Linked DNA regions of Mus musculus: region 1 is linked to region 2. Evidence: chromatin loops called from intact Hi-C (ENCODE). Cell type or tissue: heart. All regions are shown on one strand.

The links. Hi-C counts contacts between places; a loop is a spot of excess contacts. Peaks named below come from ENCODE experiments on the same cell type or tissue, not always from the same donor. Only the 100,000 strongest peaks of a DNase experiment are listed, where the experiment ranks them.
Region 1: it touches region 2 in a loop (8-fold over the local background); 28 of 42 quality-filtered maps call a loop at or near these places.

Annotation. Positions count from the first base shown.
Region 1 is chr9:68,721,386-68,729,385 of GRCm38, reverse strand. All of the region lies in intron 1 of Rora (RAR-related orphan receptor alpha), which reads right to left. Among named protein-coding and RNA genes, the nearest start is that of 9530091C08Rik, 40 kb to the left of the region's middle. In heart, no CTCF peak of the experiment used is centred here; DNase peaks (open chromatin) are centred at 1,725, 2,025 and 4,305.
Region 2 is chr9:68,010,386-68,018,385 of GRCm38, reverse strand. Gm20745 (predicted gene, 20745) reads left to right here. Exons shown (of 3, transcript NR_045745.1): 3 at 1-422. Among named protein-coding and RNA genes, the nearest start is that of Gm20745, 11 kb to the left of the region's middle. In heart, CTCF peaks have their summits at 1,685 and 3,127 (motif pointing left); DNase peaks (open chromatin) are centred at 1,615 and 3,225; H3K27me3 peaks cover 965 bases.

The sequences.
Region 1 (8,000 bases), 710 kb before region 2:
ACCATTCTAGAGTCCTTGGTAATTCTCCCTTTAATGCATTCTATTTATGTTATGTAAAGAGAGATGATGGGGGAAAGGCTGGCACAAGCAGCACCTCACCAGGTAAGCTGATTCAATACTGATGAACCAAGCCCGCTCAAGACCGCCCATCAGTTACTCATCTTCAAGACAGCTCCTCTGACTCTCAGATCCATACATTTTCTGGGACCCAGGTTTCCCTGGTGGAAACTCAATAGTTAAGACACCATGAGCCGTAGCACCCAATACCAACCAAGATTTTGAACAAGAAGGCTGGGGAGAGTCTTTGCAGCAGAAAGCAATGTTTCTGGGTGATAATAGGTGACCCACCATTTTCAGATGTATCAAGCCCTGTTTGTTTCTAAGAATAGAACAAAATCTACGGGCCTCAATTAACTAAACCTTACCTCATAAATTAAAGGTAGCCATGAAATAAAGCCTCCCTCATGGCCCTACACTCTGAAGTGTTTCTTCAAATGGAAAAAGAATGATGCTGGTGGAGCTGTAAGTGCCTGCCTAGCATCAGAAGCTTTGAGTTTGCTTTCTAGTCCTACATAAACATGGTGTATCGCATGGCGGCAAAGACTTATAACCTTAGGATTTAGAAGACAGAAGCAGGAAGGTCAGAAGTTTGAGATCCTACTAGGCTCCATGAGACTCTGTCGTAGAAAGAGAAATAAAGGAGGGAGAAGGATAGAAGGAGGGAGCGAGGTGGAAGGGAGGGGGGGAGGGAGAGAGAGAGAGAGAGAGAGAGAGAGAGAGAGAGAGAGAGAGAGAACGAACCATAAGGTAGTATTGGGACCAGAGAATCCATTGTATCTGTGCCTCTGAGGGGTGTGTTGTTGTCCTGGATAGGAACGGCCTTGACTATGTCAGCTCTGACATAAAACACATGTTGAGATATGGACATAATAATGGTCCTGCCTCTGGCACTGTGGGAGGGAGATCAGTCTGGACAAGAGGTCTTTCTTTGGGCATATTAGTGATGCATGAGATCTCACTTCTCAATGTCAGAAGAAATATGTCTTCCTTGGGCGTAAGCTTAGCACCAGACAAAGCCAACTCAAGAGAAGGCATGAAAAGTTTCTAAACTGGGAAGCAAAAAAAAAAAAAAAAAAAAAAAAAGAAAAAAGAAAAAAAAAAAAAAGCAGGGGAGGAGGAAAGGAGAGAAAAAGAGAGGAACTCTGACCCTGGTCAGGAGAAGATCTTTGGAAGAATCCTGGGGCTATTGAATAGCAGACACAGCTCATATGGAAACCCCTGGGGAAAAATCTCCCATGTCATGCTTGAGAGCATCATCATTAGCTCTGAAGGGGAAAAATTCACCACTTGATTCAATAATATTAATTCACCCATCACCAGCAGCAACTTGACAAAGAGAAGGATGAGTTTGGAGACATCAGCTGCAGAGAGTCACTGGGCCCAGAGACTGGATTCAGTCACCTCCCAACTGCATTGCCTTCTCTTCTCCAGAAACCTGGTAAAGCAACTCCCTGGCCTTTGGACGAAGCCAGAGCAGGAATGAATGGACCTGGTATGCATATGTATACGTCCCAAGTTCTGCATCCTGGAAAACAGAACTGATGGACAAATAATACTGTGGACCTCTCAGAACGATGCACCAGATGTGGATCCAGCTGCAAATGGTCATACTCCTCCTTCCTGACTGTTCTGGAAGAAACTCGTGCCAGAGAACACAAAACTCCCATGAGATGCTCAAAAGCCAAAGGACCGTCCTTACTCGTCACTGGGTTGTATAGAAGGGAAAACGAGCAGGTGGGGCAGGCAGAGGAGATGCACTAAAGATGTTTAGATGTCTGTTCTTGCCACTCTGAGGATAATTCTAGAGTATTCTGTCTGTTTGCTTTATTGTCTTTTTCAAATGGTCGAACGCTGGGACAGCTGCTTGGAACAGTGAGTTCTCCAAGGGGTTCCTTCTAAGCAGAAAGGCAGAAACAAAAAGAAGCCTCCATCTCCCACCCCAAGGCCAGCACCCCCTACAGTCTATGAGTCAGAAATAGGTCCTGGAAGAGCCAGCTCGGTGGACGCTCATGGCTCCTCTCTATTATCTCCCCCCAGGGACTAGAGAGATGGAGCCAGAGAACGGCCCAGCAGGAGTCTATGGGAGTGAAAAGTGAACTGAAAGCCCAGGATCCTGGGAGGTAAATGCAGTCTGGGAAGGGGGAAAATGTGTAGCTGTGGTATTCTAAAATCCATCATTTGGCCTAGGGGGCCTAGGCTTGGGCCTTGAAGGCCCATTAGATCTGCCTTCTTTTCAACACAGCCCATTTTACGGATAATGTTGAATCTCTTTGTCAAGAGAATGTGCCTGTGGCTTAGAACTAGCCCATGTCAAAGATTTGCTTGTGTGTGTATGTGTACATGTTCGTGTGTGTACATGTATGTGTGTGAGGCCAGAGGTCAGTACCTGGTAACCTTTCGATCACTTCTCCACCGTATTGTTTGGAGAAAGTTTTCTCTGTGAGTTGGAGCTCACTGATTCTGCCGTGGTTAGTATCTGGCCAATGAGCCCAAGGATCCTTCTGCCTCTGCTTCCTGGTGTGGGGATTCCAGGTGTGCTGGCTGGTATGGAACCCATGTTCTCCTGCTTCGGTGGTAAGTATTTTCCCTACGTAGCACCATCTCTGGAGCACCAAAGACTTGATTTTATAAAAGAACGTTCCAGCATGTAAGACAGTACAGTGAAGACTCGGCTTAAGGTTCTTTATTTTCTATGGGGAACAGTGAGAGGGCTGAGGGAGTTCATACGGAGGAGCCTGGGCGGTGTTGTCAGGGCCTCTAGCTCCCTCTAAATCAACCTCACTATCGCATGATCAATGCATTCCAAGGCAGAGCACCATTTATCCTTTTCCAAGCTCCAGAAAACCAAAAGAAAAAAAAATATCCCACATTGTTACATGAGAACAGTAACAGAATTATTAATTAAGTTAGCACCTGACATGTGGAACTCAGTACATATTTGTGGACATAAATAAATGGCCAAATCTGAGTACTTTGGCCAAATGGAAATTGAAGGAAATATAAAAAACACGAGGCAATAAAATTAGCCCCATCTGGCATGAATATAGACAAAGTCATGACACATGCAGGGATGTTAGCCCCAAGATAGCTGTGTGCAGAACATGGCACTCATGGAGCTGTGTGACACTGGGGAGGTATGTTAACCCCTCTGTGCCTTATCTATAAAGGAAAGGTCTTTTTGTTTTAAGTGTCTATTTGTGTAAACGAAGTGGTATAGTAACCTTACAATCAAACGGCAGCATTAACATTTCTAAAAACAATGTTTGTCAGGAAGTGCTGCACAATGTACCTGACTCTCAGGGCATCTCATTCCTGCCTGTAACAGGCCACTGTTTGTTGTTGTTGTTGTTCAATAAGCAAGATGCAAGACACACATGATATCAACAGGCCCTGGGAACAGGCGGGAGACAAATAGGAACCCCAGTGCCTCACCATCTTCTTCACTTATGCACATGTTTTAAAGGCACCTGATGATCTTTGCCTCTCATCTACAGCGACAGGTAATACTGATTGTCAACCTGAGAGGATTTAGGATGCCCTGGAAGACAGACTTCTGAGGGTGCCTGTGGACTAACCAGGGTAGAAAGATTCACCCTGAATGCAGACGGCATCATCCCCTGGCCTGGGGTTCTAGACTGAATGCAAATGATAGTGGATTGAGGAGCAGCCATCACTACTCTCTGTGTCTGGAAGAACAGATGTCTTGTGCTTCTGCCGCCATGACTCCCCAGTCATGGAGGACTGTGAGCCAAATAGAACCCCTCCTTACTTAAGTTGGTTTTCCCACGTATGCTGTCACAGAGATAGGGAAAGTAACTGGCCCCAGCTTGGCTAGTGACTGCCACCCAGCACTAATCAATGGATGAATAAATGTATGCATGGTGGAAGGGATGGACAGGGAACCAACACGCCATCTCTTCCTTACACCAGATCAATAGAAGCCATTGAATGTAGAGCAGCCTCAAAGCTGCTCATCGGGAACTGAAGTGGGTACGTGTTCCCATTCGGAGACAAATCTCAAGGCCTAGAGAGCAAGGAAACCCAGCTCGTTAAGAACTTACCAAATTGCCTTTCTCAAGAGTTTGCCATGACCAGCCTCCCAACTGGAGATGATCGCATATGAGGCTTAGAGACCAAAGCTTTGGCCACAGGGTGTGGGATGAGCAATTCCAGCTGCACAGATGTGATCCCCAGAGTGCCCAGAGTGACAGCCTGGAGTTTTCCATTACTGCAGATGGAGGGCAAAGCCATGTCTTCCTTCCTGATTTGTCCTGTCAGCTGGAGATCGGCCAGAGTATGTCTGCAAGCCCCGCCCCACACTCGCTAGACTTGGAAGCAGGCTGGGCAATCTGCAGTAGTCCTCCTCTGAGGTAACTAATCTTGGCAAAGATATGTTACTGTCCTTTTTATATGATGTTTATTTGGGGTGCTGAGACAGAGACCCACATGTGCCACAACGTGAGTGTGGAAAGAGTCAGTTATCTTTTTTCCACCTGTGGGTCCTAGGAATCCAATTACCAGGCTTGATGCCTCCCAAGGCATCTTGCCAGGCCCTACTGCTACCAGCAGCAGCAGCACGTGTTATTTTTAACCTACCTTATGTCCACATGGCCATGCAGCTCACTACTTTGTGGGTGGTAGTCTGTTTTGATTGAGTAAATAATTCTTGTGAACTTGCTACCGTCCAATCCTCTCCCAGGTCTTCACAAATATCTTCTCTCTGACCCCAGTTTGCTGATGTGGCAAGAAAGAGAGCATGTGGGAGGGCTTTCAAGTCAACCAAAGACTGTGTACTTTGGAGAACAAAGGGATATACTCTATTCTCTAGCATTTGGGGACAGAGGTAGGGATAGAGTAAGGTGGGTGGAACGGGAAAGGACACTCGATACTCACACGTTCACAGTGACCGCTGCAACAGGCTGCCATGGGAAGAACACGGCCCACCACAGGAAGAGCTTTCCTCAGATTCTACCTGAGTCATCTTAGGACCTCACCAAACGGCAGGTGTAGAGTACCATGTATAAATAGACAAAGAGACACAGCTGAGTACAGCTCGATACCTATAAATAGGTAAACCAGGGCCTCTGATTCAGGAACCATCTCTTACCCTTTGTTAATTGGAAAATAACCAGCTCTCACAGATCCTCCCACACAAGAGGAAAAGATGACTTAGCCCACGTCATAGCTCCTTGAATGAAACCCACGCCCACCCCATCCCCCAAGACGCTTCCTAAGAAGGTAGCTCACTTTCCCTCTTCATCCATCTCTCTGGCTTAACATCATCAACCATTAAGCTACCATTTAACCTGGAAGATAAAAACCTCACCCTGAAAATGCTCCTCTCCCTTTCCTCCTCATCACTTACAGCAATCCTGTCTCCCAATCCATCAGGGCCCCTTGTCAAAAGCCAGTGGATATTGCATGCTAATTTCACCCACAAATACCTGATCTGAATTCGAAGTAATTAGCAGATCGGGTAACCTGAGAGATGCTGATCTTTTTTTATAACCACAAAAAAGCTTGTCACGAAAGATATTTTAGTTCAAGAACATTTCCAATCAGGAAACTTCACATCATGTTCCAAAATACCATCCTATCTCGCATTGGTTCATCTAGGCTGTGTGCCCGATGGAGGTAGTGGTGTGTGTTCTTGGGACACTGCTGCATCTGAATGTGCCTGTGTGTGTGTGTGTGTGTGTGTGTTTGTGTGTGTGTGTGTGATGTGACTGACTGTAGAGACAACAAAGCACATACTGAGCACGGGCCACCAGCTTGGGCAGCCATCCATACAGAGGGATCAGCTACTCTTCATAAGGTTTAGTTTCCTACTGTGTTTGAGAAGTGCTTCTTTGATAAGGGATGTGTGAATCTACTGAGAATTTCCATTTTGGAAGAACCTGAAGATGGAGGCACTTAAATGATCTAAGGCACAATTAAAGGAGCTAGGGAAATGACTGCCTTAGTAAAATGTTTGCCATGCAAGCAAGAAGACCTAAGTTCAAGTCCCCAACACCCACATAAAACCTAAGTGTGGGGTCACACATCCAGTGCTGGGGAGATGAAGACAGAAGCATCCCTGGGGCTTGCTGGCTAACAAGCCTGGCCAAATTAGTGAGGGACACTGTCTTATAAAATAAGATGGGTAACAAGATGAAGAAAAGAGCTGACATCAATCTCTGGTCTCTACAGTCAGCCACATCACACACACACACACACACACAAACACACACACACACACACACACACACAAATTACTATACAATTTTAAAAATATAGTGCAATTAAATAGCTTCTAAGGTGAAGATGATTCACACTAGTCCCTTCTCCAATCACCAACTATGTAACCAAGGTTGCTATGTCTATAAAATTGTAATGCTAATTCATGTTCCTATCAAAAGGTTGTTGGAAAGAATAAATGATTGTATATGTATATGTATATGTATGCCCATCAATATCCCACCGAACCACTATGTCACCTACAGATATTACTAACCCAAGAACTGTCAAAAGTTAGCTCAAACAACAAACAGTAATTCAAACGCTATGCAAGCCTGCCTGTAGAGGCCCACTCTGACAAAGCTGTTTCTTGTTCATAGATTCTAGCTTGCCGAGTGTCCAGCATCAGGTGTTAGATGTAAGATGAGAAAGAAGACGACTGACAATGGTACAAGTGCATGTGCCATCCCACGCTTTCCCCATTGTCATCATTTTAACGATGAACTGTGCTCCACAAGGTAAAAATCATATTATTGAACTTTAAGATTCCATAAGTAAATTCCCTTTTCTCAGTATTTCTGAAAAAAAAAATGCAAAGCTCCCTTGGAAAGCAGCATTTTCTAGATGCAGTGTTTGGAAAGACGGTGGCTAAAGGGCCACAGCCAAAAATACGGTGGGACCCTGGTGCTTGCCCTGTTACTACTGCTCAGAACCCCAGAGATGTGGTGATGATACCCATGGTGCTGAGGAGAGAGACTGAGCACACGCCTTTGGAGGAAAAGATGGGGAATTCAGAGGGGGGCAAAGAGAACAGAGCTGACCTAAGCAAGGGCCTTCCATCCATCCCTCCACTCTCCACCTTAGTTTCTGAGACTTGGTCTCTCACTAAACTTGGCACTCACCGATTGACCAGAATGGCAGCTCAGTGAATTCTAAGGATCTGCCCATCTCTAGCACTGAGATCACAGGTACACACTGCCACATCTGGGTGACATGGTACCAAACTGGGTGATGAGGATCTGACTGGTTCTCACGCTTGCATAGTAAGCGAACCACCATACGGCCATCTCTCCACGTCCCTGCCCTGATGCTTCAATTAACAATGTTTAGGAATTAATAGGATTCTAGATCCTGCTTTCTATACCAGACGCCTCCTTTCATGGCAAAACATTCTGAGCGCCCTGAGGTTTTATGGTCTCGAGTTTAGTTATGAAGTAATGAAAGAGCTAACACCTCAAGGGGCCGCTCCAGACATTTTCCAAGGCCTCCTGTCTACAGCCCTTAGGATGTTTGCAACAGGTCTTCTTAATGCCCGCTACTTGCTACTTACAAAACCTGAAATACAGCCCCTGTCACTGGGGAATCTGGCAGAAGACAGAATTGATACATGCTTCCTTTAATAGGGTCAGAAGAGGTCTTCCCCTTTATGTGTCACACACTATGCTCAGCAGAGGAACTCTTCACACACAGGAACCCCACGGACATTGGATGATCAGTCAGTGAATAAATAAATCGGGGTCCATGGCTGCAAGTATCAGTGGAAACCAGCATTGCTAATAAATTCCATCCATGCCCCAGACACTACTGAAATTCTACCTGATATTTTCATTTAACTATCAGTTTATGTGCCTATCTATTTGTGTGCACATGTCTATGTCTCATGGGAGGCGATGGATGCAGAAATCAAAAGGGTAAAAGAAGCCAGAAATGTTAGTATATTAGTA
Region 2 (8,000 bases):
GGCAGCCCGGATACAAAGAGGTTAGAGGAAAAGGCGGTATTTCTTACTTGCCTGCCTTCACTTCTAAATAGTGGGTGTGTGCGTCATCTGCTGCGGAAGAAGAGGAGGGGGAGGGGGAGGGGGAGGAGAATAGTAATGATGATGGCCGTGGTGGTGATAGGAGTGCCATCCTTTGCTGACATCAGAACCCAATTTCTTTGTCCTTCCAACATGATCCAAAGACTAGCACCTCCCCAGGAATCCATGCAGCCTGTAGCATGAGATTGGGACTGCTGAGGTGCCCAGCCTCATGCATGGAAGGACCAGAGGGTCTCAGCATCTCTAGTATACAAAAGCTGTTACTGGACCATTTGGCTTTTGTTTGTTTGTTTGTTTGTTTGTTTGTTTGTTTTATGTGAGGCAATCTAGTTAAACTCCTTTGCACAGATATTCATTCAATCAGTTCTGTTCCTCTAGCGAATATTAATACAGTGTGTATCTCAGGCACAGTCTGCCTACAGGTCATGATCCACCAGGCTGTAGAGATGGCATCAATCCCTGGTGGGTCTCAGTTCTCAGCCCTAAAGGGCTTCTGCTGGGCGGGCATCCTTGCTGCTGAAAGCTGGGAAGATCCAAGCGGGGGGAACTAAGCACACAACTCCTCTACACACACCTTTACCAACCAAGTGGGGAACAGCCAGTATAAAGCACAGTTCCAAGAAGGCCTGGCCAATGCTAGCGCCACTAGACGGGACCTGAGCAGGGTGTTCCTCCCTCCAAGCACAAGCATGGACCCGACCTGTGTCTTCATCACTAGACCCCAGACAGCATACAGGAGGATCCCAGGACATTCCCACACCAGAGTTTAGAACACGTGTGCCTTAGTATCCACCAGAGGTGGGAAAGACTGTGTGTGCCTCTGTAGGTCAGATTCCCTCAGTGTTTCCAGTGTGTGAAGACACACAGCAAGAGAACCAGAGGATGCACTGCCCCAGTCAGGTAACCTTTCTGAAGCAGAGGCCATGCCCTTTTCCATCTTTCTCCTATACTCACTTGTCCAGAGCAAGGGTTTCTCCTCGGGCTCAGCACCATGGGACCAGGATGGCATATCTTCCTAGCCCTCTGGACAGGGAGGACTGTGTCTATGTCACTGTCATTCCTAATAGTGTTCCACTGGGATTTATAAAAACAGAATCATCAAAAGCTTTCCTTATTTGACAAATGAATGATACTCATAGTTGTTCATTTCCAACACCTTCTCTGGCCTGCAAGGGTACCCATATGTGCATACCCCTCCCCAAACACACACACACACACACACACACACACACACACACACACACACTGTCATGTAAATATTTTTAAAAGAAAGGGAGGGAGAAAAGGTCACCTAGGGGTGGGAAGAGATGATGGCTGTATAGTTATATATAGAGAGAGATGAGCCTGCCTGGCATCTGCTAATGGGCTTTGTGCTGCATTTGATTTTGACGCCTCAACCATCCTCAGCACAGCCCCTCCAACTTCTTCAGAATCCTACATCCCTTCACCTCCTCACACCAAAACTAAGAGTTCTCACAAACACCAAGTCCCGTGCCAAGTCTCCCTTGCTCCACTCTGCTCCCTTTGAACAGAGCTGAAGGGCCTCCCTGTCCTGAGACGAGATGTCAGCCAGAAACTTAAGTTGCTATGCCATCATGTGGCTGACAGAAGGACAGCAGGCTTGGTACAGGGCTGAAGAGGGGAGACAATAAGGCATCCAGCCAGACATTCTAAAGTCCATCAGAGACATGGGCAACACCTAAAGGGCTCCATTCTGGGTGTTAATTGGACTTGAAAAGCCCTGGACTTAGACATGGAACACAGACATTCAAGGGGGGCTGGTCTTCAATCTCTGGGTGCTTTGTTCTGTAAAACTGTGTGATTAGAAGCCACCCTCCCTCACGTATGCCCAGCACATCCTTCCTCAAAGGGCACCCTCTACCCACCCAGAGCCCTGTTCCATTTTATGAAGAGCACCAGGAGGAAAGGGTGGGGTCTCCTGAGAGCCCCACCTTGGAGCCTGAAGGTCATGGGGTCAGGTTTTCTCTAAAGTCGAACCCAAGTTCCTACTCCAGTAAAGGACTGTGGGAAACAGTCATGAGCCATGCCTCTTGATCAGATGACCCGAGATCAAGTCTTAAGCTTCTGCACTCCCTTGCTCTGGGTCTCATCATCCTTTCTGGGAAATGGGAGAGCCAGAAGTCATAATCCCAGCCTGTGCTCAAAGGCACCAGAAGCAGAGGGCCTCACACGTGCGGAAGCACAATGGGGACATTAGGGTCAGCGGGAATGGGACAGGGCACCTGTTGTGACTGTTTCAATGACAGATGTGATTCACATGGAGCAGTTGTTCAAAGTCAGGGCCCTCAAACCCAGAGCAGGAGATAGAAGAAGGAGCGTGCCTGAGTTAGGGGGAGCAGGACACCTCACGACCACCTTCAGGCTGGAGGAGGAGAGCCTTGTAGAGTGTGACCATCCCTAAAGGCAGTGGCCAGCCAGTTACAATTCAACACCGGGTTCCAGGGACCATCAGCTCTGAGCTGATCAAAGCTCTACCTTCAAATACATACGTTCTTTCTACCATAAAAAAAAAAGTATGTTCTAGGCAGGGTTGACACTTCCCCTTCAGGAAATGTCCCCAAAGCCCTAGCATCTACCATAACTCATCCCCAAAGCACCATTTCAAAAGGAAAAGAGACGGTAATGGGAGAGCTGGTTCCAAAGGCTGGAGGATTACTAGGGGTAGAAGAGTACAGGCAGGAATGCGGCTGTGGGGAGGGCGGGGACCAGAGATGGAAGAGAGGATGCAAAGGAGATCCCATCCAAACTGAGCATGTGTGAAAATGCCTCACGGAAGTGTGCTACTTTGTATCCTACTTTTACAAATAAATTGGGAAAAACAAACACCAAGGTTCTGAACTCAGGTCCCTGCAAAGTAGGGATGCCACAGTCCAGGTTCTTTCCAGCAAGTCTTGAGAGCTACTTCCTGAGGAATCCTGCGTCCCAGGCTGCTACCCAAATCCTCCTGAGATGCCAGGACCTATCCTGTAGGTCCGGGTATCATAGCTTCCTCAGAGAGCACGCACAGTTGGTGGCGTCTGCCCTCTAGTGGAGTATCAGGGAAAGACAGTCCGGAGTGGGCAAAGAGAAGCACCAAACAACGCAGTCTGTGTGGGGTTTCCTTCCAGTTTCCTCTTCTCCTTCCCTTCCCTCGACCCCACACTTCACCCCCGGGCTGTAGGGCCCCTACACAAGGCTACTTCCACGTTGGCTGGTGGTTCAGGCTCGGGAGCTTTGGGCAATGCAGGCCAGGAAATGACCTTGGATGCGTAACAAATTGCAGAAACCCTGGAAATTTTTCTGAGCAGCAGCTCTTTCCAACCTCCAAGAAAAACAATACAGTCTGATGCCTGGGAAGCCTTTCTCCCTTGATGTGTTCCACACGTGGTTCTCCTAGATCCTGGAATTTCCGAGGCTGGGCAGCAAAGTCAGGCAGAGCTTGTTCCAAAAGGATGTCTGAAAACCAAAACAAATAGTGTCTTTTTAAAAGTGTCTCATTTCATCTGCAGAATGCTTGGTCCTTTTAAAATATAAAATCCCTTTTTATTAGTCTCTTTTTAAAAAAATCCATTCTGTGATACATGCAGTGGATTCCAGAAATCACTCGAGAAGATGTGTGTGATCAAGACGGGCTCACACTTGCATGTAGAAGGTGTAGGTTAAGACAGAATTTTTGGAGCCAAAGAGCTAGGTGAGAATCTGAGTTGGATTCAACATCCACTAAAGGGCCAGGCACATCAGCTGCTCAACTGTAATCCCAGCTACGGCAGAAGGCGCTCTAAATCTAGCGGGTCAGTCAGTGTAGCTGAGTCTGTGAGCTCTGGGTTCACTGGGAGGCCCTGTCCCTAAAACTGGGGAGCAGAAACTAAAGGAAGGCCCCAACATCGACCCCTGGTCTCCACATGCACCATGCATGGGCACACACACAAACGAATACACACGCATACACGGGACGGGGTGGAATTTTTTTAAGCAGCATGTGAGGGTTCTTATAAATTGTTTTTAACATGCCTGTTGCAAGTAACTGATCTGGCCTTTTGAATACTGATACAACACAGTAACTTCAATTACAATATTTAAATGTAATTAATAAGAATGCTGGTTCAAATGTCAAAAACCACAAAGAGTACTAGCCCTTAGTTACTAGCACCTAGTGACTAGTTACCCTCTATTTGGTTCATCTGAACGTTAAACCCTGCAATAGACACTGTATACACATAGTCTCATTTAACTCTAAGGACAAACCAGGAATTGTTATTATCATCATCATCATCACTACTAATTACCTTTACTGTTAATCTGATACCCACAGAGTGGCTCAGCTGGGATTCATTGGGGTATGCTGGTCAAATAGGGCTCTAACTCTCCATGCTGCTCTCTTGCCTTCTAGCCAAGTGAGGAGCATACTGGTAAGACTAACCCATTTCTAAAGTACCCCACACCCAATGATGCTGAACAAATAAGGCAAATTGTCATAACAAATAAAATTACTGATCTGAAAGAACCAATTAGAGCAAATATTTAAAAGGAAAGGGATGTGGTGCAAAAAGGGTCACCCAAAGACAGCCTTTGGGAAAGATACCTGGGTCTGGACAAATGTGCACATGAACGTGTGTGTGTGTGTGTGTGTGTGTGTGTGTGTGTGTGTGTAGGTAGGGGGCAGAGATAGATATTTTCCCCTGTTGCATCCACCTCATTTTTGAGAAAGAACCTCTCAGTGGATCTGCAGCTCACCTGATCTCTCCAATCAGCTAGCCAGTGAACCCCCAGGGTCCACTTGTCTCTGCCCCTCCAGACTCCAGGTGCCACAGCTGACTATTTACACAAGGTCTGGGGATTTGAGCACAGGTCCTCATGCAGCAAGCACGTCACCCACTGAGCCATTTCCCATAATCCTACATATGGGATCCCGAAGATCAAACTCAAATTGTGAATAAAATAGTGGCAAGCATTCCCAAGAAGACACAGCACAGTTCTACTTAAAGCACGTTTGACGCACAGACTGGAAAATAAAGATAGATAAATAGATGGTTTCTTTTTTTTTAATTTTTTTTATTAGATACTTTCTTCATTTACATTTCAAATGCTATCCCGAAATTCCTCTATACCCTCTCCCCCCCACCCCCCCCCCGCCCTGCTCCCCTACCCACTCACTCCGACTTCTTAGCTCTGGCATTCCCCTGTACTGGGGTATATAAAGTTTGCAAGACCAAGGGGCCTCTCTTCCCAATGATGGCCAACTACGCCATCTTCTGCTACATATGCAGCTAGAAACACAAGCTCTGGGGGTACTGATTAGTTCATATTGTTGTTCCACCTATAGGATTGCAGACCCCTTCAGCTCCTTGGGTACTTTGTCTAGCTCCTCCATTGGGGGCCCTGTGTCCCATCCAATAGATGACTATGAGCATCCACTTCTGTATTTGCCAGGCACTGGCATAGCCTCACAAGAGAAAGCTATATCAGGGTCGTGTCATCAATGTCTTTCTGGCATATGCAATAGTGTCTGGGTTTGGTGGTTGTATATGGGATGGATCCCCGGGTGGGGCAGTCCTGGAAAGAACCCAGATGCCCCTCAAAGAGGAATGGATACAGAAAATGTGGTACATTTACACAATAGAGTACTACTCAGCTATTAAAAACAATGAATTCATGAAATTCTTAGGCAAATGGATGGATCTGGAGGGTATCATCCTGAGTGAGGTAGCCCAGTCCCAAAAGAACACACATGGTATGCACTCACTGATAAGTGGATATTAGCCCAGAAACTTAGAATATCCAAGATACAATTTGCAAAACACATGAGACACAAGAAGAAGGAAGACCAAAGTGTGGATACTTCGCTCCTTCTTAGAATGGTGAACAAAATACCCATGGAAGGAGTTACAGAGACAAAGTTCGGAGCTAAGATGGAAGGAAAGACCATCCAAATAGATGGTTTCTTAGAAGAAGAAGAAAAAAAAAGGATGACTTCAGGAAGGGGAGGTGGTGGTGGCGAGATGGCTCAGTGATTAAGAGCACTAGCTACTCAGGCAGAGGACCCAGGTTCAGTTCTCAACACCCACGCGGCAGCTCACAACAATCTGCAGCTGCAGTCCCAGGGGATCCAGTATCTTCTTCTGGACTCTGCAGCATCAGGTCCACAAGTGGTGCACAGACGCACATGCAGACACAACACTCATACACATGAGATAAGTAAGTCTTTACAAGAAACAAACTGCCAGGCAGTGGTGGCGCACGCCTTTAATCCCAGCACTTGGGAGGCAGAGGCAGGTAGATCTCTGAGTTCGAGGCCAGCCTGGTCTACAGAGTGAGTTCCGGGACAGCCAGAGCTATACAGAGAAACCCTGTCTCGAAAACAAAAAAAAAAAAACAAAAAAAAAAAAACAAAAAAAAAAAAGAAAGAAAGAAAAAGAAAGAAACAGACTGCTTTGGGTCCTCCTCAGCAATGCATTGGCACTTACCAAGACACAGTAAATAATGTAAAAATAACTTCAAATGATTAATTAATCCCACACTTCACCTTTTCCTAAGATTAAATGCCTTCAGTGCCAAGGCCTGGTGTTGGGTCGAAGAGAGAATTTAGTTAGCATTTATAAACTGTCGGTGAGGATAATTTTCAAGAAACACACGATTACTTTAGCTCAAGAAACCAACTCAGCATTTATAAAAGGCAACTGAGTCCATCAGCACACCTGTCCATTTCTCTTTCTGCATTAATAAGACTGTCCCTCATAGTTTAACTGTAAAGTGTGCAGTTCAAGTGTGTGATTCATAATTATGCACATATCAATAGGGAATATGTGAACCAGTGTATAATTTTGCTGCAAGAAGCCTAAATAAAGAGAAAGTTATCTCCCAGCTTCCAAGAACTATCAAAATTACATCTGAGGATCCTGCTTATGACCATCTCCCTTTACCAACTGTCCCAGGTGAACCGTGACCAGGCACTTCTGGCTGCAGATTTGATCACTGAAAAGATTTACCAAAAGTGCAGGTTAGTTTCATGTCAATTTGACACAAGCTTGAGTCACTGGAGAGAAAGGAGCCTCAATTGAGCAAGCCATGGGGAGCAAGCCATGAGGAGCAAGTCATGAGGAGCAAGTCATGGGGAGCAAGCCATGGGGAGCAAGTCATGAGGAGCAAGTCATGGGGAGCAAGCCATGGGGAGCAAGCCATGGGGAGCAAGCCATGAGGAGCAAGCCAGCAAGCACCCCTCCACGGCCTCTGCATCAGTTCCTGCCTCCAGGTCCCTGCCCTATTTGAGTTCCTGCCCTGACTTCCTTCAATAATGAGCAGTGATGTGGACACTTAAGCCAGATAAACCCTTTCCTCCCCGGGTTGCTTTGGTCATGGTGTTTCATTACAGCAATGCTAGCCCTAACTGGGACACCAAGACACAAATCTCTAAGATCAACACAACATGGACATTTTAGTCATGGATCAGATGAGTGGATGCCCAGAGGGGCAATGAGAGTTTTCAGAGCCTGCCAGTCTCAGCAAGACTGTGTACTGTGAGATGAGAGGCAAGGACAGGCCTGAGACCCCCCCCCCTACCCAGGTCTGTCTGCCCAGAGCAGGCTCCATGGGGCACTCACCTGGTGGGATAACAGTGATGCTTCTCTAATCCCAGTGACAAACCAACTGCCACATCCTGCACAGCCAAGCAGTAACAGCATTCTGCCTACCCCAACCCACCACAGCCCAGGCTTGTCAGCGGTCAGCTCTGAGTCCTTCCCCTTCAGGGGCCAAGGTAAGGCAAGGAAGCAGATTGGAAAAGGATCAGGGGATTCTTTAATTAGGGCTTAAGATGAGTGGCATCCCATTAAGAATTAGGGAGATGGAGATAGAAGGAAAATGTTATTACCGACAGGTCCTGGGGCCACACATCTGCAAGATAGAGAAAGGAAAGAAAAATCTGG